3 separate regions of the Homo sapiens genome follow, and regions 1 and 2 are each linked to region 3. A link is a loop called in an ENCODE intact Hi-C map of the cell type or tissue named here. Cell type or tissue: IMR-90. All regions are shown on one strand. Links, peaks and the distances in the headings refer to the core of each region. The heading gives the core; the rest is flanking DNA. Region 1 has its middle 61 kb from the start of KIFC3. Region 2 overlaps ADGRG1 (adhesion G protein-coupled receptor G1). Region 3 overlaps LOC105371291 (a long non-coding RNA gene).

The links. A loop is a pair of places that touch in the nucleus more often than their neighbours do. Peaks named below come from ENCODE experiments on the same cell type or tissue, not always from the same donor. Only the 100,000 strongest peaks of a DNase experiment are listed, where the experiment ranks them.
Region 1: a loop joins it to region 3, with 3.0 times the contacts of the local background. A loop is called at or near these places in 15 of 110 quality-filtered maps.
Region 2: a loop joins it to region 3, with 7 times the contacts of the local background. A loop is called at or near these places in 100 of 110 quality-filtered maps.

The regions. Positions count from the first base shown.
Region 1 is chr16:57,858,152-57,868,879 of GRCh38, reverse strand. It overlaps a transcript of KIFC3 not described here. Among named protein-coding and RNA genes, the nearest start is that of KIFC3, 61 kb to the right of the region's middle. In IMR-90, for the core only: a CTCF peak has its summit at 5,116 (motif pointing right); a DNase peak (open chromatin) is centred at 5,159.
Region 2 is chr16:57,646,114-57,654,118 of GRCh38, reverse strand. ADGRG1 (adhesion G protein-coupled receptor G1) reads right to left here. Exons shown (of 14, transcript NM_201525.4): 2 at 3,768-3,866; 3 at 2,497-2,919; 4 at 784-916; 5 at 1-133. The coding sequence starts at 3,831. Among named protein-coding and RNA genes, the nearest start is that of ADGRG3, 18 kb to the left of the region's middle. RefSeq lists a silencer at 2,515-2,915. In IMR-90, for the core only: a CTCF peak has its summit at 4,901 (motif pointing right); a DNase peak (open chromatin) is centred at 4,898.
Region 3 is chr16:57,589,306-57,596,617 of GRCh38, reverse strand. All of the region lies in intron 1 of LOC105371291 (a long non-coding RNA gene), which reads left to right. It overlaps LOC107984889 (a long non-coding RNA gene), which reads right to left and starts at 1,263. Exons shown (of 2, transcript XR_001752212.2): 1 at 1,144-1,263. RefSeq lists an enhancer at 3,627-3,706 and a silencer at 6,910-6,979. In IMR-90, for the core only: a CTCF peak has its summit at 5,052 (motif pointing left); DNase peaks (open chromatin) are centred at 5,047, 5,307 and 5,817; H3K27ac peaks cover 521 bases.

The DNA.
Region 1 (10,728 bases), core at 3,068-8,067, 270 kb before region 3:
GGAGGCGGAGGTTATAGTGAGCCGAGATCGTGCCATTGCACTCCAGCCTGGGCAACAGAGTGAAACTCCGTCTCAAAAGAAAAAAAAAAAAAGAAATGGAATCTTATCAACAACATAAAAAGTACATTCAGCAGCCATCTTAGGCCATAATAATGATAAATAAAAAGCGCATGCACCTGGAGCTGGAGCCTGTACTTGTAGTCCCAGCTACTTGGGAGGCTGAGGTGGGAGGATCACTTGAGCCCAGGAGTTCAAGGGTACAGTGTGTCATGAGCATGCCCATGAACAGCCACTGCACTCCAGCCTGGGCAACATAGTGAAGCCCTGTCTCCAAAAAACAAACAAACAAGCAAACAAACAAAAAACCGAAGTACACAACTTTTTTTTTGAGACGGAGTTTCACTCTCGTTGCCCAGGCTGGAGTGCAATGGCACAATCTCAGCTCACCGCAACCTCTATCTCCCAGGTTCAAGCAATTCTCCTGCCTCAGCCTCCCGAGTAGCTGGGATTACAGGCGTGTGCCACCATGCCCGGCTAATTTTGTATTTTTAGTAGAGACGGGGTTTCCCCATGTTGGTCAGGCTGGTCTCGAATTCCCAACCTCAGGTGATCTGCCTGCCTTGGCCTCCCAAAGTTCTGGGATTACAGGCGTGAGCCACCGTGCCCAGCCATAACTTTAACTTTTAACTAGGGATTCCATGTCTTTGTCTTATTAAAGCAAAATATATATTTTTTAGGCCGGGCGTAGTGGCTCATGCCTGCAATCCCAGCACTTTGCCAGGCCAAGATGGGTGAATTGCTTGAGCCCACAAGTTCGAGACCAGCCTGGGCAACATACTGAGACCCCCATCTCTACTAAAAATACAAAAATTTGAGCCAGGCATGGTGGCGGGCACCTGTAATCCCAGTTACTTGAGAAGCTGAGGCAGGAGAATCGATTGAACCCGGGAGGTGGAGGTTGCAGTGAGCCGAGATCACGCCACTGCACTCCAGCCTGGGCAACATAGTAAGACCCTGTCTCTATAAAAAAAAGTACAAGCAAAATTTGCTACCAAAGTTCACAACTTTAACTTTTAACTAGGGTTTCCATGTCTTTGTCTTATTAAAGCAAATTTTTTAAAAAGCAAAATGTTTTTATTTGAGGACTTTTTTTTTTCCTTCTCAAACAATTCTTATTGTAAGCCTTTCTCTCCAGGCAGAAAAAATAATGTTGTTTGTATTGACCTATACATTGACTTAAATGGTTAAGTAGCAGTTAAGCTGACAGGAATGAAAAATAGAAAAAAAAAAAAGTCTATCATATGAAGCACATTATTTGAACAAAAGAAATTATTTCTACTGCATTAAATAATCCAATTACCTGCTTTCATGTTACTTGCCTTCTTATTAACAAAACCCAAAATGAAATACTAGGCACATCTGGGAGGCACACAAAGCTCATAAAACAGAAGTGCTTGGACAACCAGGATAAGAGGTGACATTTTCTAGGCTGAGCCTTTGTTGGTGTGGTATCACCTCATCGAGTTGGCAGGTCCATTAATCAAGGGACACTAGCATCCAGCCAGCTGAAAAGATGGGCCTGAACTGCTGAGTATTCATTACAGGAAAAATAACTCTTATAAAAACCTCTAGGCAGAGAAGACTTATCAACAAAAAACGAGGTAATGACTACGGCATCTGTGGATGTACAGAATTTACAAATGGAATTTCAGGATGAAATGGGGAAGTGGCGGGGGCCGGGGGGGAAGGAGAGCACATTTACACTTCAATGAGTGTGAGTTCAGAAGGTAATTTTTCACATTAATGTAATATACTTTAAATCACGAGGCATGAAATGAATTGCAGGTGTTTTAAATTTGCCAAGGTTTTATTATGAAGCTGATGGCTTTGCGCTGGGCTAATGGATCATCTCCTGAAGTACTTTGGTTACCTATGTAAGCATTATTATAATTAAAAATTATTATTTGTTTAAAGTTTGTTTTTTGGCCAAGTGCGGTGGCTCATGCCTGTAATCCCAACACTTTGGGAAGCTAAGGCGGGCAGATTGCTTGAGCCCACAAGTTTGAGACCAGCCTGGGCAACACATACTGAGACTCCATCTCTACAAAACATACAAAAATTAGCCAGGCTTGTTGACACACGCCTGTAGTCCCAGCTACTCAGGAGGCTGAGCTAGGAGGATATCTTGAGCCCTTGAGCCTGGGAGGTGAAGGCTGTAGTGAGCTGCGATCACAAGACTACTCTCCAGCCTGCATAACAGAGTAAATCCCTGTCTCAAAAAAAAAAAAAAAAAAAAAAAAAAAAGTTTGTCTTTCAACTCTGTATGTTTGAAATGCTTTTGGATTTTTCAGATAAAATTGAGTTTATCCAAATGAAACGTATCATCCTTTATGTAACTGCATCAGCCATAAAAGAAATACGTCTGTAAGCTTACAGGTTGAGGCATATAGTTAATAGCAGGCAAAATAGAAAAATCAGGCACAGACCTGTCTCATGAGTCCATCACCCATAACTCCCTACATTCTTTTATGTTTGTTAGTGTCTGAAACGCACCTGCCCAGCGAGTCATCGTTTTCCTTCAAAGCAGTCTCCAAAACCCAACCATTGGATTCCAACTCCAGGCAAAAAAAACGCTGACTTGCTTTTTCCCTCTGCAGTTTCTTCCTTTTTCAAACACTTCTAGGTTATAAATGTGCCAAGAGGGAAGTCACCTGGAGGTGCTGTGTGTTATCAGACCTCGTTTTCCTTTTGTCATGTGCACATTCTTGTCAGTACAAGTGGCCTTATTTTGGGTTTGGAAAATATGGCACTGCAGTGAAATGGTCCAGTTTCAGATTTGTACTCTCTGTGTTCTTGGGGTTATGCAATAATCATTACTGTGTATATAATGTATCAGTCAATAAATGGTTACACAGGTTCCATTAGACTCCAAATGGATGAGTAAGAACAGGTTTATAAGGTAATGTACATGCAGACATAGGTTATTACGACTTGCAAATGTAATTATGCATTACAATGGAATCTCACTTTAGAAATGGCCTAAATGTAGGACTGATTTCACTTGCTCCCCACTCACAGGCCCTTATTTTATTATTATGATTATTTGAGATGGAGTCTTGCTCTGTCGCTCAGGCTGGAGTGCGATGGCATGATATTGGCTCGCTGCAACCTCTGCCTCCCGGGTTCAAGCAATTCTCCTGTCTCAGCCTCCTTAGTAGCTGGGACAACAGGCACGTGCCACCCATGCCCAGCTAATTTTTGTATTTTTAGTAGAGATGGGGTTTCATCATATTGGTCAGTCTGGTCTCGAACTCCTGACCTCAGGTGACCCACCCACCTCAGCCTCCCAAAGTGCTGGGATTACAGGCGTGAGCCACCGCACCCAGCCTATTTTATTATTATTATTTTGAGATAGTATCTTATTCTGTCACCCAGGCTGGAGTGCAATGGTGCAATCATAGCTCACTGCAGCCTCACCCTCCTGCGCTGAAGCGATCTTCCCACCTTAGCCTTCTGAGAAGCTGGAACTACAGGTGCACACCACCATGCCTGGCTAATTAAAAAAAAAATTATAGAAATGTGGTCTTGCTTTGTTGTCCAGGCTGGTCTCAAACTCCTGGCTTCAAGCGATCCTCCCACCTGAGCCTCTCAAAGTTCTGGGATTACAGGCGTGAGCCACCATAGCTGGCCTAAAGGCCCTTATTGCTCAAAGTATCTATAAAGTACCTACCCCTTTACATGTGTGCTTTGTCCAGAAGATGGTCTCAGGACAGCCCTGGGGACAGATTTTAGCAAAATCTCAACATAGTTTTCTGTTACTCAATGCTCAATTGTTTCTTTATCTTTTGTCATTTGTTCAGTCGATTTGTTTATTCTTGTTTTTTGGCAACTAGAAAGTCATTTAGCAAACAAATACTAGGTTAATAAAAATGTGTAGGTCAGTAGGTTTTAAAGAAAAGAATGTAGACACTAGTATTTTGTTATTGTTTCGCTGCTTCTCTCAGAATTATCCTTATTTCCTATAGTGTTAATTAGTCATATTTTGGTCTTATCACACTCCAATAAAGGTAAAGAGGTTGGGCTTGGGGCTCACACCTGTAATCCCAGTACTTTCGGAGGCCAAGGTGGGAGAATCACTTGAGCCCAGGAGTTCAAGACCAGCCTGGGCAAAAACATAGTGAGACCTCCCCGGCCCCAATCTCTACTGGAATTTTTTTTTTTGAGACAGAGTCTCGCTCTGTCACCCAGGCTGGAGTACAGTGGTGCGATCTCGGCTCACTGCAACCTCCATTTCCCGGGGTAAGATTCTCCTACCTCAGCCTCCTGAGTAGGTGGGATTACAGGCACGCACCACCATGCCCAGCTAATTTTTGTATTTTTAGTAGAGACGGGGTTTCACCATGCTGGCCAGGCTGGTCTCAAACTCCTGACCTTGTGATCCACCCACCTTGGCCTCCCAAAGTGCTGAGATTTACAGGCGTGAGCCACTGTGCCTAGCTGAAAAATTTAAAATTAGCTGGGCATGGTGGTACATCCCCGTAGTCCTTGCTACTCAGGAGGCTGAGGTGGGAGAATCGCCTGAGCCCAGGGATTCGAGGTTGCGGTGAGCCGTGATCATGCCACTGCACTCCAGCCTGGGCCACAGAGCAAGACCCTGTCTCAGATAAATAAATAAATAAATAAATAAATAAATAGTAAGGAAGAAACTTGAAAATACATATATATTCTTAATAAATACTTAATTTGTGGTTTTATTGAGTTATTGGAGTCCCATGCCATAGGCCCTTCAAAAGTACATGTCCTCCCAAGAAAAATATTTAATTACAGTAACAAGCAGTAAATTGATAAAAGAACAAGAGGGCCAGGGTACACAGGAATTGTTTTATTGCCTTTTCCATGTCTCAGGCATTCTATAATTGTCTACTTCATCCATGTTCTGAAGCTAATTATTTATTCCATCCCCAGGATAAAGTTAGGTCTCTTGGTTTAACTTTGTATTTGCAGGTTTGACCTAATTCCTTGCCGGCTCATAATATAATTAAAGTTGGCATTTCCTTCTCTTATCCGCCCTCCCCACTCCCCGGCTTTCCCTCCCCGCTGTGTGCCTGTTTATCACTAGATGGTGCTAAGACTTGGGTTATAGCTGCCAGAGACTCTGGGAAAGTTGTTCAGGAGCCAAGCAGGCTGGAATTTGAGAACTGGAAGATGCCTTCAGAGCTCATCCGGACAGCACTTTTGTTTTACAAATGAGGAAACAGAAACTCAGTGAAAATAAGTAATTTGTCAGAGACCCAGAGATCTCTCCCCTCCTTTTTTTTTTCTCTTTCTTATCTGTTAATAGCTTCCAGTGTTACCTCATCACCCAGGAAGGAGCACAGCTCAGAGAGCAACAAGGTCAGAGTTGCTTTGCAGAAAGCACTTTGGCAGCTGCATGGTACCATTCATTGATTCATTTATTCATTCCAAAAGCAGTTATTGGGTACCTACTTTTTGCTTTGCATAGTGCTAGACGTTGGGAATAAAAATCAGATGAGAATTCCTAGGATTCTAGGAATTCACATTCTCTTAGGAAATACAGAAATGCAAAAAAAAAAAAAAAAAAAAAAAAGAAAGAAAGAAAAAGAAAAACAAACAAACAAACAAAAAAAACAAAAATCACCCCCTAAATCAAAGATGCTATAATAGACGTGATTATAGGACACTCTGGTCACTTGGAGGAGTTTGCAGCCAGCTGCATTCATAATTCAAAGGGAAGATTTTGGTGAGCTAACATTGGAGGCTGAAGCGCATATCGGATCTTGTAGGCAGAGGAATGGGAGGGAGGGCAGTCCAGGCAGACAGCATCATGGGTGAAGGCTTGGAGAGCTGGTGAGGCTTGGTGGAGACAGCAGCTGATTGTGGCTGATGACCAAAGGGCAGGGTCAAAGGGGCAGGTGGTAATCTGGGAAGGAGGGGACGGACTTCATCCGAGGTGTCATGTTCAGGAATTTGTACTTTATCCTGAAGGCTACAGGACAACCCAGTAAAACGTATTGCTCGGAAAATGGCACAGATGGAGTTTCTTTTCAGGAAGAACACTCTGACAGCTGCATGGAAGCCCAGACACCAGGAAACCCTCAGATTGGAGGCTGGTGTCCCGGAGCAGTGCAAGGTAAGGGCCTGGCTGGGTTGGGGCAGTGGGAATGGGAGGAGGAGGCCTGTTGGAGAGAAATTTCAGAAGCAGGACTGACAACATCTTTTTGAAAAACAGTGATTGGGATTGTAGCTAATATTCTTAGAAGATGGTTACCACTCTGGTATTTGAATTACTTATAAAACATTGAAGGGATGAAATTTTAATTGAATACACATATTACTTGAATACAATTTTTGAAATTATTTTTAAAATACAACTTAATGGCAGTATAGTAATCCTCCCTTATCCACAGTTTTGCTTTCTGAGGTTTCAGTAACCCTCGGTCAACCAAGGTCCAAAAATATTAAATGGAAAATTCCAGAAATAAACAATTCATGAATTCTAAGTTGCACGATGTTCTAAGTAGCTTGATGAAATCTCAGCCAGGCAAGGTGGCTCACACCTATAATCCCAGCACTTTGAGAGGCTGAGGCGGGAGGATCACTTGAGCTCAAGAGTTTGAGACCAGCCTGGGAAAGACCCTGTCTGTACTAAAAAAAAAAAAAAAAAAGCCAGATGTAGTGGTAAGCACCTGTAGCCCCAGCTACTCAGGACAGAAAATTAAATAATAATAATAATAAGGACGTCAAAAAGCTCCCAGGGAGTAGCAGGTAAGCCCAGCTGCCAGAATTCGCTTCCAGAAGCTCATCCTTGTTCTTTGATGATCTATACATATGACTAGCCAGTACTTCCACTCCTTCAGCTTGAAAATATTTTACCTGTTGGAAAGATTATTATTATTACTATTATTATTTTGAGGCAGAGTTTCACTTTGTTGCCCAGGCTGGAGTGCAGTGGCACAATCTTGGCTCACTGCAAACTCCGCCTCCCAGGTTCAAGTGATTCTCGTGCCACAGCCTCCCAAGTAGCTGGGATTACAGGTGCACACCATCACGCCCGGCTAATTTTTGTATTTTTAGTAGAGACAGGGTTTTGTTAGGCTGGTCTTGAACTCCTGGCCTCAAGTGATCCACCAGCCTTGGCCTCCCAAAATGCTGGGATTACAGGTGTGAGCTACCGCGCCTGGCCTAGGAAAGATTATTTTGATCACATGGCTCCCTTTTGCCCTTCTGGCCCCCAGTACCATGGTGCAAATTGTTTTATGATCGACCCCTGGGAAAGTGGACGCTGGGTCCACGGTCCTTCCTGCCACCTGCAATACATCCTTGGGAACATCCAGACCAGCCATGTGCCCTGATCAGCTTTGTTTCATTTATGAGATTGATAATTAACAAATTAATTATCTAAGGTTGTGCAGTGAGAGAAGGAAAGACATTGAGATAGAAAGTTAATAGTGTCAGAGATGTCCTAACCAGAGTGACTCCATCTTGAATAAAGGCTGGGTAAAGCCAATCCTGCTGGGTAGCATTCCCCATTTCCAGGGGGTTGGTACTGTTGGTCACAAGATATTTATGGCTGAGGGGATGAGTTAATGATGCTAACTTACCAAATAAAGACCCAGAACTTATGGAAACGTCCCAATATTTCAAGAACAAAATGCATTCTTAGTTTAAGAATAGGTTTTGCTTTAAAGATAATAGTACACATATAAATTCTTGTGGAAATCAGTAGTAGCATAGGAAAATAACAATACTAATAGCCCGTCACAAGCTGATCAAAAGTCTTTGTAATGAAGTATGCTATTCTTAACAACCTATATAAGCAAGCACTATGTTTAAGGTGAGGCATTCTTGGCCAGGCATGGTGGCTCATGCCTGTAATCCCAGCACTTTGGGAGGCTGAGATGGATGGATCTCTTCAGCTCAGGAGTTGAAGACCAGCCTGGCCAACATGAAAAAACCCTGTCTTTACAAAAGATATAAAAATTAGCCAGGCGTGGTGGTATGTACCTCTAGCTCAGCTGCTTGGGAGGCTAAAGTGGAAGGATCAATGGAGCCTGGGAGGTTGAGACTATAGTAAGCCATGATAGTGCCACTGTACTCCAGCCTGGGTGACAGAGGGAGATATTGTATCTAAATAAATAAATAAATAAAAAGTTTAAAGTAGGGGCATTCCTCCTCTTGCTTTCTGAGGAAGCCCTACTCCGTAATAGTCTCTAACAAACTATCTTAACTTCGCTATACTCTGCAACTTGCCCTGAATTCTTTCCCAAGAAAGTGAGATCTAAGAGCCCACTCTTGGGGTCTGGGACAAGACCCATTTTCTGGTAACAGCAATGGTAATGAATGAACATATGTAAGTTAATTATCATTTGGATGTCCAGTTTGATTTTCTTATTTTAAATTTTTTTGAGACAGAGTTTCACTCCTGTTGCCCAGGCTGGAGTGCAATGCATGATCTTTGGCTCACTGCAACCTCCTCTTCCCAAGTTCAAGTGATTCTCCTGCCTTAGCCTCCTGAGTAGCTGGGATTACAGGCATGTGCCACCATGCCCAGCTAATTTTGTATTTTTAGTAGAGACGGGGTTTCACCATGTTGGTCAGGCTGGTCTTGAACTCCTGACTTCAGGTTATCCACCTGCTTCGGCCTCCCGAAGTGCTGGGATTACAGGCGTGAGCCAGAGCCCCAGTTTGATTTTCTAAATTGTACTCTGCCTTTATAGAATTTCCTAGGGAGGAATTAAGGGAGCTTCACCTGCCCCACTTGTTTTTATTTTATTTTATTTTATTTTATTTTATTTTATTTTATTTTATTTTATTTTATTTTATTTTATTTTATTTTTGAGACAGAGTCTCACTCTGTTGCCCAGGCTGGAGTGCAGTGGCACGATCTCAACTCTCTGTAACCTCTGCCTCCTGGGTTCAAGCCATCTTTCCTCCTCAGCCTCCTGAATAGCTGGGACTACAGGCATGCGCCACCACACCTGGCTAATTTTTGTATTTTTAGTAGAGACAAGGTTTCACCATGTTGGCCAGGCTGGTCTCAAACTCCTGCCCTCAAGTGGTCTGCCCGCCTCAGCCTCCCGAAGTGCTGGGATTACAAGTGAGTCACTGCACCCTGCCTTGATTTTATTTTAAATGTTTGTGGGGAATGTGGGGATGAAACTAACAGTTCCCTTTGTAGTGACCTACACAGTTGCCCTCCCACTGTAACTGGTGTATGACTTCGGCGGGTGTGGGAGGAGTGTTGCTTGTGGGAAATTTCTAAGGCTGATGTAGACAACATAATCTTAGGGTCTGTAGCAGCTCAGCAGGAATGAATGAGCCCCCTGCTGGAGTTTCTGAGAGCTTCGTGAAAACAGCTATAATTAGTATCTCCTTAGTGAGACTCTTTTGACGCTTTAACTAAAGTCATTCATTCCATTTTAACTGCATGAAGCAAGTGCTGGAGGAAGGAGGGTGAGGAACGTAGCCTTATCTTAAGTCTAGAAGTGGAAGCAGACAAAATACTCAAGCTGAGAATATAGATTAGTAAACTCCTTATTTTTGGTGTGTGTCTTTAGCGTAGACATTTCTGGAAAGGCTTGTGTCTCCTCTTTGTGATCAGGCACAATATTATCTTTGCTGCCCATCACAGTATAAAGTTGTAGAGTAGTAATGGCTTCAAGGAAATCTCTAATCCTCCAGAATAGAAACTGTTCAAATACTTTCTGAAATAAAGAGGTGGATATGGTCCTATGTATTATATTAAGATAAGAACAAGGTAAAGTAAAAGTGTCTGTTTGCCTTTTTTGTTATAAAACCAAAGAATACGTCACAGAATATTTTTCCATGCATTTGTCTGTCTTCATATACATAGCAATTAAATTTGTTTTGTGAATTCAATTATGTATTTTCTTTTCTTTTTTTTATTTTTTGAGACAGTCTTGCTCTGTTGCCCAGGTTGGAAAGCAGTGGTGTGATCTCAGCTCACTGCGGCATTGATTTCCCCAGTTCAAGCTATTCTCGTGCCTCAGCCTCCGGAGTAGCTGAGATTACAGGCACGTGCCACCACGCTCAGCTAATCTTTTTTGTACTTTTAGTAGAAACAGTGTTTTACCGTGTTGGCCAGGCTGGTCTTGACCTCCTGACCTCAAGTGATCCGTCCACCTCAGCCTCCCAAAGTGCTGGGATGACAGGTGTGAGCCACTGCACCCGGCCTCAATTATGTAAATTTAAATTTGTTAAGGGAGGGGATGGTTAAAAAAAAAGCTATGTTTGTGAATTGGTGAGATATAGAAAGTTAATGACATGCAATTATACACCTGGAGCAGAACTCCAGAGAAAGACAATGCTGGCTGTCATGATGTGCACTGACTGTCATGAGGTGCACTTTAATTTTCTATAAATGGTTCACGGACCTTATATTGGATATCTTTCTGCTATTACTGAAATGAGACAGGAAGGAAAAATCAAAACAAAACAAAAAGCAAAAATAAAACAAAAAACTAAAATTGGCTTCAGCTATTTCTGTGTTCCGGGGAAGGGAAGGCTTCTTCTCCTAGGGGCGAAGTGCTCTGCGCCCGGGAAGACATATAATGGACATTTGGATTGCAATGAGGCTCTGAGACTAAAAGAAGCTAAATTTCTTTGCTCATTCAGTATCAGGAAAGCTAAAAAAAGAAAGCTATTGCAGCACTATTCATAGTAGCAAAGACTTGGAAACAACCCAAA
Region 2 (8,005 bases), core at 3,006-8,005, 57 kb before region 3:
GATGTGCAGGTCCTGGAGGCCGGCTGTGGGCTGGAGCTTCCACACCGTGGCGTTGATCCGGTCCTCCTCGAAGGACACCATGTCCCCCATGAATCTCACAGAGGTCAGTTTCGACTCCAGGCTCTGCAACTGCCTGGCAGGGAGGAGAAAGCGGTGGTGATGGTGGGGAGGGGGCCGGGCCACCAGGGAGACTGAGGCAGGAGGACGAGAGACTCAGACAGAGACACAGGGAAGAGGCAGAGGCAGAGGCAGAGGCAGAGAGAGGGGTGGGGTGGGCAAGAGAGAGTGGAGAGCAGACAAAAGAGAAAAGCAGGCATCTGCGTGTGGGAGAGAAAGAATGAGCTGGGGTAGGGTCAGACAGAGGAGGCCAGGACCTGGGAGCCAAGGGAAAGGAGAGCAATGGTGTGGTGGGGGCTGTCCTGGGACTCAGCACCATGGGTTTGGGCCCAGCTCCGCCTGTGCCAACCTACTCTGTGGCCTTGGAGCGGCTCTGCCGTCTCTGAGCCTTGGTCTGCTGGGCTGTACTGTGGACCACCCATCCTTTCTTTATGAGGGGGAGGAGGGCTTGGGATGGTGGATGTGATGTTGGTTACTGACTCAGACAGGAGAGGGCTCAGCCTGGGGGGCATGTGTTGACTCCCAGAAGGCAGAAAGAGAAATCAAAGAAGCATTCCAGTCCCAGGGAAGGCCTCGCAGTAGCCCCTACTCCAGGTCCCACCCTGCCCAGGTCCAGATCTCTGATGCCTTCCTGCCTCCCCTCACAGCCCCAGGTGCCAAACTTACTGGCTGGCGGGGGCAGCCGAGGGCCTCCTTGAGGCCTTCTGGGGATGCTTCAGGAACTGGCTGAGCAGCTGGAGGTCCCTTTTGAGCTCGCACATGTCCACCGAGGCATTGTGAGCGGCCGTGTGGGGAGGACCTGGGGGAGGGGTGGACAGGCCCCCGCCGAGGCTGCCGATTCAGGTCCCAGGACCCTCCCATTCTGCCCCCTACCACCCTGACATGACTCTGAATGCCTCGATCTTTACTTTACAAAGGGGAAACTGAGGCTTCAAGAAGCAGAGTGGACTCTGCCAAGGCCACTCAGATGAGGCCAACCCGTGGGGGTTGTGTCTTACAGAACCCGCCAGCAATGCCAGCCCCAGCGGGATGGGGTGGGATGTGCCTTGCTCAGCACCCTCCGCAGACACCTTCGGCTACACACACGGAGCAGAGAGGGCCCAGCCAGGCCTCCTTAGGAGGGATGTGCGGGGCTTGGTGGTGGTTCCTGGGACTCCACACCCACCAGCCTCCCTGACTCCAGGCTCGGGCCCCTCTGCCCAGGTAGCGTGGGCGGCCTACTAAGGCGGCCGACTAAGGTGTCTCCAGGGATTAGCTGGGACTCAGATGAGGAAGACAAACAGTGGGGGTTGGAGGGTATACTTTCTGTGCCACTGAGGAAGGCAGGCCCTGGGTAGCTCCATCTTTTGAATGCATAACCGAGAAAGCCTGGGTTTTAGGTGATTTGAAATCCCTGGTCCATGTTTTTTAAAAACCCTCTACAGGCCAAACAAGACCAAGTTCAGTCTGGTCTTCAGAATGCCAATTTGCAACTAGGATCAACTTTGCCCTAAATCCTCCCAGGTTGCGGGGCAGAATCCCAGCCTGGGGTGTGGGGAACCCCCCACCACTGACGGGCCTGGGCCTGCCTGTTGCACTGGACATAATCATTAGCCTGTTACACTGACACAATCAAAGTGCTGTGCCCCCCACCCCTGAAAGCCCTGCCTCAAACTTGAGGTGCTGGAAAGACATGAAAACCCCCCAGTAAACCTTCAAGCTCCTTCTGATGCTCCTCCCTTCCTGGCCACCATTCAGCATTTAATGGTGCTGAATGGCAGTGGCCACATGTACCTGTCACACTCAAGGGGGAAGATGCAGCTTCTGGACCTCAGAGTCAACCCCACTGCTTTCCTGACCTTTGACCTCTCATACTCCGCCCCTCACCCCTACCCCACTCCAATCAGCTGCTGGGTTCAAATCCTGGCTCTCCCATTGGCTAGCTGTGCAGCTTTGGGCATCCTCTCTGTGCCCCAGTTTCCTCCTCTGTGAAAGGAAATAAACAGTCTACACTGATGCTGAGGAAGAATTCTTCCTGGGGCTCTTGATCTTCAGTCCCTTTCCAGTCTCTGCTCTCTCACCCTATTCAGACCTCATCCTCCTTCACCAAGACCTTCTCTGCAGCCTCAGGACGGGCCCTTGCCCTTCCATCCTCACCCCTGCCTGCCCACAAAGTAACCATCAAGGGACAGTGGGGCCGAGCGCAGTGGTTCATGCCTGTAATCCTAGCACTTGGATTACACTCCTCCCCTCCTCAGACACCTTCACTGGCTCCCCAGTGCCTGTGAGCAAAGCCCAGTCTTCATGATCTGATATTGTGAGCCCAGTCCACTTTGCATTTTGCCTTCCCTGCCTCTAGACCACTGCCCAGTTGTTCCCTCCGCCTGGAAGTTGCCTTACTGTGGAAGGAGAAGGTGAAGCTGGCGGCACTGGGCAGGCTGATGTTCTGAGGGCTCCACCAGGAGGTGACAGAAGTGGCTAACAGCGGGGGGCCCTGAGCCAGGCTCTCCTCCTGGTGCTGGAAGCAGAGGAGGCTAGAGGCTTTGTCACTCAGCAAGAAGTCACGCTTGCCATAGAGAAGATGTAATCTCCCAGCATGTCGGTTCCAGTAGAGGCAGAAGTGGTAGAGGCCCCTGGGGTCAGGGAAGGATCGGGAAGCAGGGTGGGCTGCAGGGAAAGGGGCATGGACTGTGAGGGCCTCTTCGGAGTTCTCGATGGAGATGCGCAGGTCTGGTGTGGGTTTGTAGTGGAGGCTGCTCCTGTGTGTCTGGTTCCGCTGGCTGCAGAAGCGAAAGTCTTCCCTGTGGCCCCTGCCGTGGGCACCTGAGGAGGCAGAGGCTGCAGATGGGACCCCGTGGCAGGGGCTGACCAGAGGCATGGAAGGGGACAGGACCTAGGCTGAGTACATGTGAACCTGGAGCCTGAGATTCACACACATTCCAAGGGTCTACAAAAATGTGTTAGTCTTTCCCACTCAAAACTTATCAGCATCAAACTATAAAAAGAGGAAACTGAGGCCGGGCGCGGTGGCTCACGCCTGTAATCCCAGCACTTTGGGAGGCTGAGGCGGGCGGATCACGAGGTCAGGAGATCGAGACCATCCCGGCTAAAACGGTGAAACCCCGTCTCTACTAAAAATACAAAAAATTAGCCGGGCATAGTGGCGGGCGCCTGTAGTCCCAGCTACTTGGGAGGCTGAGGCAGGAGAATGGCGTGAACCCGGGAGGCGGAGCTTGCAGTGAGCCGAGATCCCGCCACTGCACTCCAGCCTGGGCGACAGAGCAAGACTCCGTCTCAAAAAAAAAAAAAAAAAGAGGAAACTGAAAACGAATAGTAATTTCAAGGGGAAAACATATTTTTAACAGCAATGAAGTATTTAATGAGGCCATGGCTGACATAGACGGTTGTGCAGGTGGTACACTGCACAAGAATGCTCTGGCTGCAGAGGTGAGTGGGGCCAGTACCCCATCCATATTCCATACCCTAAGCTGTGCACTGCAGGGCTGCACCTGCCAGAAGGAAGGAGTGTCTTTTGCTTTTCTCCAAGGTACCCTCCACTAGCCGAGCTGTAACTGCCTAAAGGAGTTAGCATGTGTGCTGGCAGCCACCCTAGGCACAGGGGCATTTTAACGTAAGTTCCAACAGCCCAGGGCACCCCTGGGAAGACCTGCCTTGGACCAGGAAGAGCAGACTCAGCAGGAACAGTGTCGTCTGCAGCAGCGACTGGGGAGTCATTTTCCTCCGACGGAGTCACTCTTGGAAGTCACCACCTGGAAGAGACCAGGAGTGTTAGCTGGGAGTGTGGACTGTGTGGTGGTTGGGCTGGCCCTGCAGAAGAGGAGGCCAGTGTGGCATGGATGTGGGAGGTGAGGTGGGGAAGCAAGTGTGGAAAAAGCCCATGGACCTCCCCAGAGCGGCCAGAGGCCGCTCCCCAAGAGGCAGTGAGGCCAGGCGTGGTGACTTATGTCTGTAATCCCAGCGCTTTGGGAGGCTGAGAAAGGAGGATCGCTTGAGCACAGGAATTCAGACCAGCCTGGGCAACACAGTGAGACCCTATCTCTACAATAAATAAACAAAATTAGCCAGGCATGGCGGTGTATGCCTGTGGTCCCAGCTACTAGGGAGGCTGAGGTGGAAGGATCACTTGAGCCCAGGAGGTCGAGGCTGCAGTGAGCTATAACTGCGCCACTGCACTCCAGCCTGGGTGACAGAGTGAGACCCTGCTTTAAAAAAAAAAAGGCGGGGGAGTGGCTGTCCAGAGTCCAGCTGAGTTCCAGTCTCAGTTCCACCTTTTGCCCGCTGCAGGACCTTGTGTAAGTCACTCAAAATCGGGCTAATCGTAGTACCTCCCTCCTGAACCCAGAGTGACGGGATTATCTTATCTAGAATCTGGCATGAGGGTTCTACCTGGAACCGTCACCACCTTGCCCCTCCAGGCCCGGAGGGAACACAGAAAAAAGGGGGCTCCCAGAGTTCTCCCCAGCTACCTCCCTATCATCATTCCTGAGACCTAGCTCAGAGGACACCTCCTCCAGGAAGCCCTCCTCAACTCCCTCCAGAGTCAGTCCCAGCCTCCTTTGGTTCACACCACTGGCCAAAGCCCCTCCCCACCCCCAGTAGCCTCCTCCAGGTAGTGGGAGACGTGCATTCCCTCCTCCTTGGTCAGCCAGGGAGCACCTGATCCATCTCTGTGGGCAGGCCCTGGCTGTACAGAGGTTGCTGGATAAAGGCTGTGGGGATGGACAGTGAAGGAACTAAAGGATCAATGCATCCGCGACGCCCTCTACAGGAGCCAGAGGGGAAGGGCGCTTCCTATCATGACCGCCAGGGGGAGCCAGTACCCAGGGTCCAGAGCATCTGGAACAGCAAAGGGACCACGGTTTCTGCTGGGGACAAGGACTCGGTATTGCCCCGCCCTGGCAAGGATGGAGCAAATCTGACCCCCTAAGCTCTCTATTAGCTGAGCGGCTACTATCTGCCAGCCTCTGTGTTGACCCATCCCACCCCTGCATCTGCATTGATTCCCACTCCAACCCTCTGAAGTGGGCACTGCTGTTGACCCATTGCACAGATGGAGAACCTGAGGCCCATGGAGTTAAATGACTTGCCCAAAAATGCTCCCGAGGCCAGGGGCTTTCCCTGCCTGGTCAGGACTATAGTGCCTGGCAGGGAACCTGTGGCCCTGGCACTTGTAGACTTGCCAGAAGGCTTGGCCCTCCCTATGGCCAGCCGGCCCTGTGGCAGAGCTGGGTGCTCACAGACACAGACAGAACCTCATCCTGCGTGGCGCGGCAGCTGGCCACAGTGACAGAGGCAGTCATCGGCCACAAGCCGGAGAACACACGTGGAGTCTGAGTTTAAGAGAAACCAAGGAGGACTTTCAGGAAGAGGTGGCTTTTGAACCAAATCATTGAGAGCAGCATTAAAAGAAGGGGTGTCCCAGGCAGGAGCTCAATGTCTCCTTCCTGGGCCAGTCCTCCCTCAAATAAACCTGGCCCCTTCGACTGAGAGCCAGTTCCCTGCGTCCCACCATGTGGAATGGAACCCCAATTTCTCAGGCCTTGTCAGTTCAGTCGTAGGTCAAATAGGCACATCATCTTGCCCTGGTGGCATCACAGAGCCCTTTGAGAAGAAGGATGTGAAAGTGTTTTAGGGAAGGGCACCATTTCCCAGGTTGTGATTTGTAAGCATTTTGATTCCTTTTGAAACTGCCTCCTGCCACCTCTGACCACTGGAAGGAAACCCAACATCCGGGGACAGGGACATGTCCCTTCCGGACCCCCTCTTTCCTTCTGTTTCCTGTCAGTCTCTGTTGCTGTCCCCCTCTGATTGTCAGTTCAAATGCCACTTCCTCCAAGCAGCCCCTCACTGCTACCACCACTCCCTACCTGTAAACTCGAAGCTGACAAATCATTTGGAGAATTTGGATCCAAGGCCCAAAGAGGGCCAGTGACCTCCTGAGGTCACATAGCAAGCAAGGAAGGAACTGGCCAGAATCCATGCATCTCCCTGGCTTACTGACCTTCAAAGTGAGCCTTCACTGTCAGTAGGCATGGCTGAAGGACAAAGCAGAACCACCGTGTCACTTCAGCCCTCCTGGATTGGCCCTTGAGAGTAAAGGAGGGGAGTACAGGTAGAGAGCTCCCCATCATTGGAAGGAAACAAGTGAAGCGACAACATGGGGTTCCACGGAAGAAATCCAGACACACACAAGGGACCAACTGTCCCTGCCACTTCCTGAGTCATCCCCACTCCACCTCAGCTGTTTGAACAACTACTCCAAGGTGGACAGCCCTGGCTCCATTAACATGCTTGAGGCTTGAGGGGAGGGGCTGGCTGGCTTCCTTTAACCCATGGGGTAGACTCTAGAGCCAGACTGCCTGGGTTCAAATCCTGACTCCCTCACTAGCTGTGTGTCCTTGGGCTAGTTACTCACCTTCTCTGGGCCTCGCTTTCCTCACTAGTAAAGAAGAATAAAGAAGTCAACCTCACTCAAAGGTCATTGTGAGAATTAAATGAATTGATACCTGTAAACGGCTTAGAGGCAGGTGCCATCAGTCTCAGCTAAGTATCTCTGTACTTTCTAAACAGCTCATGCCTGCCCCTAACTCAGCCCCCTGGGCCTGTCACAGGCCCCTCCTCCCTGTTTCCCCCTCTTCCCGTACGGCCCCCAGCAACCAGCTCACCCACCAGAGCACCTTGAGGGGAAATTCTTAGAGCATGAAGCTTCCTTTCCGGGAGAGTGCAATGGAAGGTTAAACCCCACCCAGAAAACTTCCCTCCTCCAGAAGCCCGTTGGGACAGGAGAGCTGGGCTGGGGACAAGAAAGTTGCCACACAGATTGGGCAGGGGGACACTGTCACGCTTGTCCACTTAGCGCCCCTCCTTCATCCCTGCCTATGCCACCCCTCCAGGTCTGCCCCACGCACACACACCTGCCACCTGCCCACCCACCCACCCAGGCGCCAGGGATGTAGCATGAGTCTCCGCACAGACCCCTGGGACCTGACCTGTCTCTGCCTCTGGAGCCGCAGATCCCCAGCGCTACAGGGCCTCAGCCATCAGGCGCTCAGTACCAACCACGGCCCCACAGGCAAGGGCCCTGCCTCTGCTCACACAGAGCCAGAGGGAGTGGCTGAGCAGGGGGCATTCTAGCAACACCCCCGCAATGATAATGTTAGTGGTGACATCCACGTTATCACACCAAACCCTCAGAACCACCCTGTGATACGGGTCTCACTGCTACCATTTTACAGATGCGGACACTGAGGCTGGGGAAGGCTGTGTGTTCTGAGATCACACGAGCGTGGTGCCAAGTCTCCCCCTCCTTGTAGAGCTGGCATTGATAAAGGCCCCAGAGATGCACATCCTTCCCAACTCCCCGGCTTTAGAATCCCCACAAAGGGAAGGAGAGGAGAATGGAGAGTAGCAGAGAATCCAGCCTGGGATAGAGGGTGCTGGGGCTGAGGCCCAAGGAAGCCCCCACAACCCCCAGCTTCCAGAGCAGCCGCCCTTGACCTCAGACCTTCCGTAAACACACACAGGACAGAACAGGCCAGTCCAGTCTGACACAATGGGGGCCACATCATGGGGTTCCCCAAGGATCCAGCAGAGTGGAAGGTGGCCAGGGTTTGTCTGAGCTGAGACCCCCACCCCACCACCAGCCCATCCCCCGCCCCACCCCCAGGGCTCCAGCTCCAGACCTGGCTCAGCCCTGCCCCTCTGCACGGTGGGCAGTGGGGACCCACGGCTCGCTTTCTCCCGGGGGACCTGAGTCACTTCCGTGTGGAGCCACGAGTCACCGCTGCCCAGGCCAAGCTCCTGGAAAACCCATTTCCTCAGAGGATGGAGGTGGAAGTTGAGTGGACAGGACCTGGACGGCTCTGGGATTAACCCTTCCCGGGCAGGC
Region 3 (7,312 bases), core at 2,313-7,312:
ATACAAGGATTGGAAAGATAAAAATGAACTTTATCATTCACGGATGATATGACGAGTATATGAAAAATGCAAAGCGATCCACAGATAAACTATTATATTCAATGAGAGAGTTTAGCGAGGTTGCTGAATACAAAAATCAATATTAAAACTTCATTGTGAGGCCAGACATAGTGGCTCATATCTGCAGTCTCAGCACTTTGGGAGGCTGAGGCAGGTGGATCACTTGAAGCCAGGAGTTCAAGACCAGCCTGGCCAGCATGGTGAAACAGCATCTCTACTAAAAATACAAAAATTAGCTGAGCATGGTGGCATGTGCCTGTAATCCCAACTACTCAGGAGGCTGAGGCACAAGAATCACTTGAACCTGGGAGGCAGAGGTTGCAGTAAGTCAAGATGGCACCACTGCACTCCAGCCTGGGCAACAGAGTGAGACTGCATCTCAAAAAAAAATAACAATTATGTAAAATTATATAGTAGCCATAAGAATCAGGAAATGAAGATTTTTAAAAAATCACTGCAATAGGCAGCCTCTAAGGAAGTCTCCCAGTGAACCCTACCTCCTGGTATTCACACCTTTGGGTAATCTCATCTTCTTGTATGGGCTGGATTTAGTGCCTCACTTCTAATGAATAGAATATGGCAGAAATAATGGGATGTCTCTTCTGATATTAGGTTATAAAGAGTGTGGCTTCCATCTTGAATACTATCTCTCTCTCTCTCTCTCTCTCTGATACTATCTCTCTCTCTCAGATCACTTGCTCTGGGTGAAGCTAGCTGCCATGTCATGAGGCAGCCCTGTGGATCACCTCCACAGTCAGGCCCTCAGATGAGACCTCAGCCCTGTCCTCCAACTTGACTGAAACCTCATAAGAGACCTTGAGCCATTGCCACTTAGCTAGGCTACCCCTGGATTCCTGGCCCACAAAAATGGGGAGATAAATTTTGTTGTTTTAGCCACTGAGTGTTGGAGTGATTTGTTACATGGCCATGATAACTAATATGACCATCATTTATAATACTTCAAAATATATCAAGTACTGAGAAATAAATCTAACTAGAAATGTGCAAAACCCAGATAAAATTCTAAAACTTAATTGAGAACTAATTTAAGACATGCAGAAATATACAAGATAGGGCACTCACCAGCAGTCTAATACACATGTGGCTGCCTGGTTTATGACAGAGGTGACATTTCTGAATATTGAAGGAAGAGTTGACTTTTCAATAAATGGTGCTAGAACAGTTGGGTATCCCTACGGGAAAAAAAATGAAATTTGACCCTAGCACATACCAGTTACCAAAATCAATTAAAGACCTAAGGGTGAAAAGCTATTAAACTTCCAAGCCATAACATAAACTTTGGAGCAGGGAAGGATTTCTGAAAAAAAAAAAAAAAACACAAAAAAACACTAACCAGAAGTAAGAGTTTAATCAATTAGAATATATTAAACTAAAGAATGTCTGTTTGTCAAAAGACGGCAGGGAAAAAAAAGTGAAAAAGAAAACTCATAGAATGGGAGAATATATTGACAATAATATAACTGACAAAGGAATACTATTCAGAATACATAAATAGCTCCTACAAATCGACAAGGAAGAAATGAAGAGTGAGCCTGAGACAAGGACTTGGGTACAGGCAGTATATCTAGAAGGTCATGCCAGCAGCAGAGTTGGTGGGGGAGGGAGGTAGAAACCCAGTTCACGGGCATTGTCAAGGTCACTGCTGTAGGTACTGAAGACTGGGTTCCTTTGGGACCTCCAAGACCCCTGAGAGTTCCAGGGTTGTTTCCATGAAGGTCAGGAGGCTGGGGCATTTCTCCACCATTCCAGGCTTTCCCACATGGTTGGATGAGTCCCTGGGTAGAATGTGGAAAGACTGGCTTTCTGGCAGTGGGAGGCTCCATGACATGGAGGCTGAAATCAGAGTGATGCTGGCCCCAGATGTGTCTGCTATAGAGCCAAATGACCCAATAAGAAGCTGGAAAAGCATTTGAATAGGCACTTCAAAAGAGGAAATCCAACTGGCCGATAAATACATGCCATGGAAATACAACTTAAAATAACAATGAGCCATCACGACCCACCCATGAGATTTCCCCAAATTAGCCATACGGAGTGTGGCTCTGTGGAACACTTAGGAGGGGGTGGAGGATGGCTAGGAGGGGTTGTAAATTTGTTCAACCACTTTAGAAAGCAGGCATTATCTAGTAACATTGAAGATGCTCATGACCTGTGGTTCAGACAGTCCACTTCCAGATACATAGCCTGCAGAAGTACATGCATATTTGTACCGCTACTCACCTATAAGAATGCTTATAGTAGCATTGTTGGTAACAGCCTTAACCTGCAAACATCCCAACATCCACCAGGAAATTAATGGATTAATAAATCATAGTATGTTCACATATTGGAATAGTATACAGCATTGAAAAGGAACAAACTACTTCTACATACAGCAATGCAGATGAATCTTACAAACATAACATTGAGTAAAAGAAGGTGGGTTTCATTCATGTAATCTTCCAAAATAAGCAAAACTAAAACTGTATTGTTTTAAAACTAAAACTAAAGAGCTAAAACTGTATTGTTTAAAACTGTACAGGTGGTAAAACCATAAATAAAAGTGAGAGAGAGATTCCTCTAAGTGTCGGGATAACGTTTCCCTCTCCAGCACAGTGAGGTTGTGATGGAGGATTGGCGGTGGGGGTTTCTGGGGTGGTGGCAATGTTCTCTTTCTTTACCAGGGTTGTAGTTACACAGGGATTTGCTTTATCATTTTTGTTAAACTATGGGCATATCCTGTGTATTCTCCATTTTTTAATGCTTAAATGTTTACCATTTTTTAATGCTTAAAAATAAATAACTAGGCCAGGCATGGTGGTTCACACATATAATCCTTATGCTTTTGGAGGCTGCAGCAGGAGGGTCACTTGAAGCCAGGAGTTCAAGACCACCCTAGGCAATGAAGCAAGACCCCCATCTCTACAGAAAAATTTAAAAATAGCTGGGCATTGTGGTGCACACCGGTAGTTGCAGCTACTCAGGAGGTTGAGATGGGAAGATCACTTGAGCCAAGGAGTTTGAGGCTGCAGTGAGCTTTGATTGTGCCACTGCATTCCAGCCTAGGCAACAGAGTAGATCCTGTCTCTGAAAATCCACCAATCTATCAATCAAACCGAGCCACACACATCACCAATTCTCTTCCCTCCGTTGGGTTCCCCATCTTAGTTACAGACAGGCCACCCCAACTACCCAAGAGTCCAAGACATCAGCCTTGATGATGCTCCAACCTCACCCTCACCCTCACCTGACCTGCAGTGTGGGTTCTACCTCCCAGCACCTCCCAGAGCCTCGCCCCTCCCTTTATTCCTGCTGGCAGCATGACCCAGGTGTGGTGGCTCATCATCACCTGCTGCTGATGCCCAAGCACAATCTAGGACAGCTACTCCTCCCTGGATGCCACTCCAACCTGCCTCCACCCCCTGCCAGAGTGATCTTCTTGAAACACCACTTGGATCAGGAACTCCCCTGGTCAAAGAGCTTCAGTATCTCCCTACTTCCCGAGCACCATAATTGGCTCTTCCTTATTTTTCTGGTTTCTCTCCAGCTCCTCCCACCGCCACTCTGCTCACCAAGCCCACTCTCCTGCATTCTCTCTCTACCCCCACCACACCCAACCCCAAGCCTGTGCCACTTCCCCTCCCTTTTCTCCTGCCTAACCCTGTTCAACACTGTGGTCTTGGTGTAGAAGTCACCTCCCACAGGAAACCCTCCTGCCCTGCACCACCCGGGCCAGGCTGGGTGACACCTCTCTCCCCACTCTAACATCTGCTAGCGGAAGCAGCCAAGCCCACAGGCTCCAGGCACTCCAGAGAGGTCTGTGTTCTTGCAGCCTGGGTTCCTGGGTAAGGGAACAAATGCAGGGCCTGTCTGAGACCAGAGGCTCCCACTGTGCCAGGCACAGCCTGAAAGCAGGTCTGGCGTGCTTCTGAGAAGCAGGCTTCTCAGCCTTAGCAAAGCTTTCCCTGGACCAAGCCTGGAGGGTGTAGAGAACCACGTTGAGACCACGGAGTCTAACCCCAGGCCCTTCCCCCGTTTTCCTTCCAGGAGCAAGCAACCTAAGCCACCCAGATTTTTGTTTAACCCAATGGCCTTCTCCATAAAGGACGAGTTGAATTTCCTACCCATGCAGGGGATGAGAGGCCTTGGAGTCTAATGTGACATAAAAATTAATATGACATTTTTGCACCTCCGAGCTTGACCACACACATCTCATTATGTTATCACTGCCTGATACTTCTCCACTCCCCAGCAAATGGTGAGCCAAAGGTGGGGGAGTGAAGTGGCAGAAACGGGAACTGGGTCTCCTTCCTTCATAGGGTACCCTGGAGCTGAGCAAGTCCTGGCTCAACAGAAGGTCTCACTGCATGTTGGATAGACAGAGAGTAGATGGACAGGTGTTTGAACATTGGATGGATGGATGGATGGATGGATGGATGGATGGATGAATGGATGGATGAAGAGAAGAGCCCACAGACATTAGAATGGACAGATGAGTGGATGAAGGAGGAAGGAAGGATGGATGGATGGAGGGATGGATGGATAGATGGACAGATGGACACGCAGACATTAGAATGGATAGATGGACGGATGAATGGATGGAGGCTGGACGGATGGATGACGGGTGGAGGACAATGGACAGATGGATAGTCAGATGAATGGCTGGATGAAGGAACAGATGAGTGGATAGATGAGGAAATAGAAGATAAAGCGATAATGGATGGATGGGCAGACAAAAGAATGAACAGATAAATGGATGAATGGACAAAAGTATAAATGGATGGGTGAATGTTAGAACAACAGACAGCCCAACAGATGGATGGACACACTTACCAATGTTCTTCTTTAACAGGACTGGGAAAGTCAAGCCAGGGCCTCAGACCTGCTCTTGTTGGAAATGCTCCACCTCATAGATGGCAGGGATGTCATCGCCACCCACAGGCGCTAGGATGAGGGAAGAAGGCAGAAGTGGCCAGCCCTGACCCCTGGTGGTTGCTATGGGAATGATCACCCCAGAGCCTGGCTTGGCTGCGGGAAGCTGGAAAGGGTGGGACATTCCAGCACACTCTGATCTTCTGTCATCCAGGCAGGCTCCCATCAAAACGTTCTTGGACACAGTTTGCCACATCTATAGTGTGCTAGGCACCAAACCAGGAGTTTTCTTACACTCTGAGGGCCTAGTCTTGGCCAAGCCCTGCTAGAGAGAGCTGCTGGGGCCACTGTGGACAGGTGACTCATACGGCATACATTTATGCATTGCTTGTCACGCCAGGCTGCGAGCCAGCCCACTCACTCCTTTCTCATCAGCCTTTGAAGTAACACCCAGGACAACCCCCATTTGACAGGTGAGAATACAGAGCCTCAGAGAGGCCAAGAGGCTTGCATGGGGCTGTAGCAAGTGAGGGGCAGAACCCAGGCTGTCAGGGAATCTCCCCCTCACCCTGCCCACCCTTAACGACCTTGCTCCCTGCCTCCCCGCCAGACCCTGTGGGGAGGAAAATTGAGGTTGATGTTCTAAGCATGCCGGCCTCAGCATGAACACACACACAGCCCCTCCCACCTCAGATATCCCTGTCCAGTAGGGTCACTCCCAACCTCTCATGGTTCTGGTGGGGAAGCAGAGCCTGGTGTGATCTCGGCTCCAGCACTGAGTAGCTGTATGACCCTGGGCGAGCCACTTAACCTGTCTGTGCTTCAGCTCCTCATGCGTGTTCCCAGTATGATACTAAACACAGGGCTGGTGTCAACATTCAATGAGCAAAAATATTTAGAGAGCATCTGACTCACCGGGAGTGTTTCCTCTTATCATTGCTAGGGAGGAAATGGGCTTGGAGAAGAAAAAGCCTGAATATGGAAGACATAGCAGTTTCCCCCACGCTGTTTCATCATTTTTCAAAAATACGGTGGTATCATCACTCTTCTTAGAAACAGTGCCCCCTCCTTTGCCTGCAAACAAAATCCAAATTCCTGAGTCTCCCCTACCCTTCCCTACCTCCCCTCCCCAGAGGCATCCTGAATTTTGTATGTGCCCTTTACAGCTCTGTCTGTATAGTTCAGTGCAGTATAAATGTTTAGATATGTATTACTTACTTTTTCTTGGCATTAAACCATTATTAAAAAGGTATGGGCTGGGCACGGTGGCTCACGCCTGTAATCCCAGCACTTTGGGAGGCCGAAGTGGGCAGATCAACTTGAGGCCAGGAGTTTGAGACCAGCCCGGCTAACATGGTAAAAATCAGTCTCTACTAAAAATACAAAAAATTAGCCAGGTATGGTGGCACACGCCTATAACCCCAGCTACTTGGGAGGCTGAGGCAGGAGAATTGCCTGAGCCTGGAATACAGAGGTTGCAGTGAGCCAAGATTGCACCCCTGTGCTCCAGCCTGGGTGTGACAGGGCAAGACACTGTCTCCAAAAAAAAAAAAAAATGGTATTGACCAAGTGTGGTGGCTCATGCCTGTAATCTCAGCCTGGGCAACATAGTGAGACCCCCATCTCTACAAAAAAAAAAAAAAAAAAAAGCTGGGTGTGGTGGTGTGCTTGTAGTCCCAGCTACTCCAGAGGCTCAGGCGGGAGGATCACATGGCCTCCATGGTAAAATCCCATCTCTACTAAAAATACAAAAATTAGCTGAGCATGGTGGTGAGCACCTGTAGTCCCAGCTATTCGGGAAGCTGAAGCAGAAGAATTGCTTGAACCCAGGAGGTGGAGGTTGCAATGAGCCAAGGTCACACCACTGGAATCCAGCCTGGGCAATAGAGTAAGAGTCTGCCTCAAAAAAAAAAAAAAAAAGTAAAATAAATAAGTAAATTTTTTAAAGGTATGAAACTGTAGTCGCTGGAACTTTTTTTTTTTTTTTTATCAGCATTTATGTGTCTTAGCTTTGCCCACGCTGTGGCCGGTAGCTGCGGTCCATTTGCTTTCAGAGGTTTAGAATGCTGTGTTCTGTGACGATACCACAAGGCCACTCTCCTATCAAGGGGAAGTCGGGCTGTTTCTGTGATTACTAACAACGCTGTTATGAACATTCTCAGGTGCATCTCTAGGAACACTGCAAGGCTTCCCCTTAGATATAATTGGGAGGTAGATTTGCCAGAGCATAGGTGTGCCAGTGTGCCTCTATACCAGTGATCCCCAACCTTTTGGGCACCAGGGACTGGTTTCATGGAAGACAATTTTTCCACAGATTCGGGGGGCAGAGTGGGGAATGGTTTCAGGATGAAACTGTTCTGCCTCAGATCATCAGGCATTA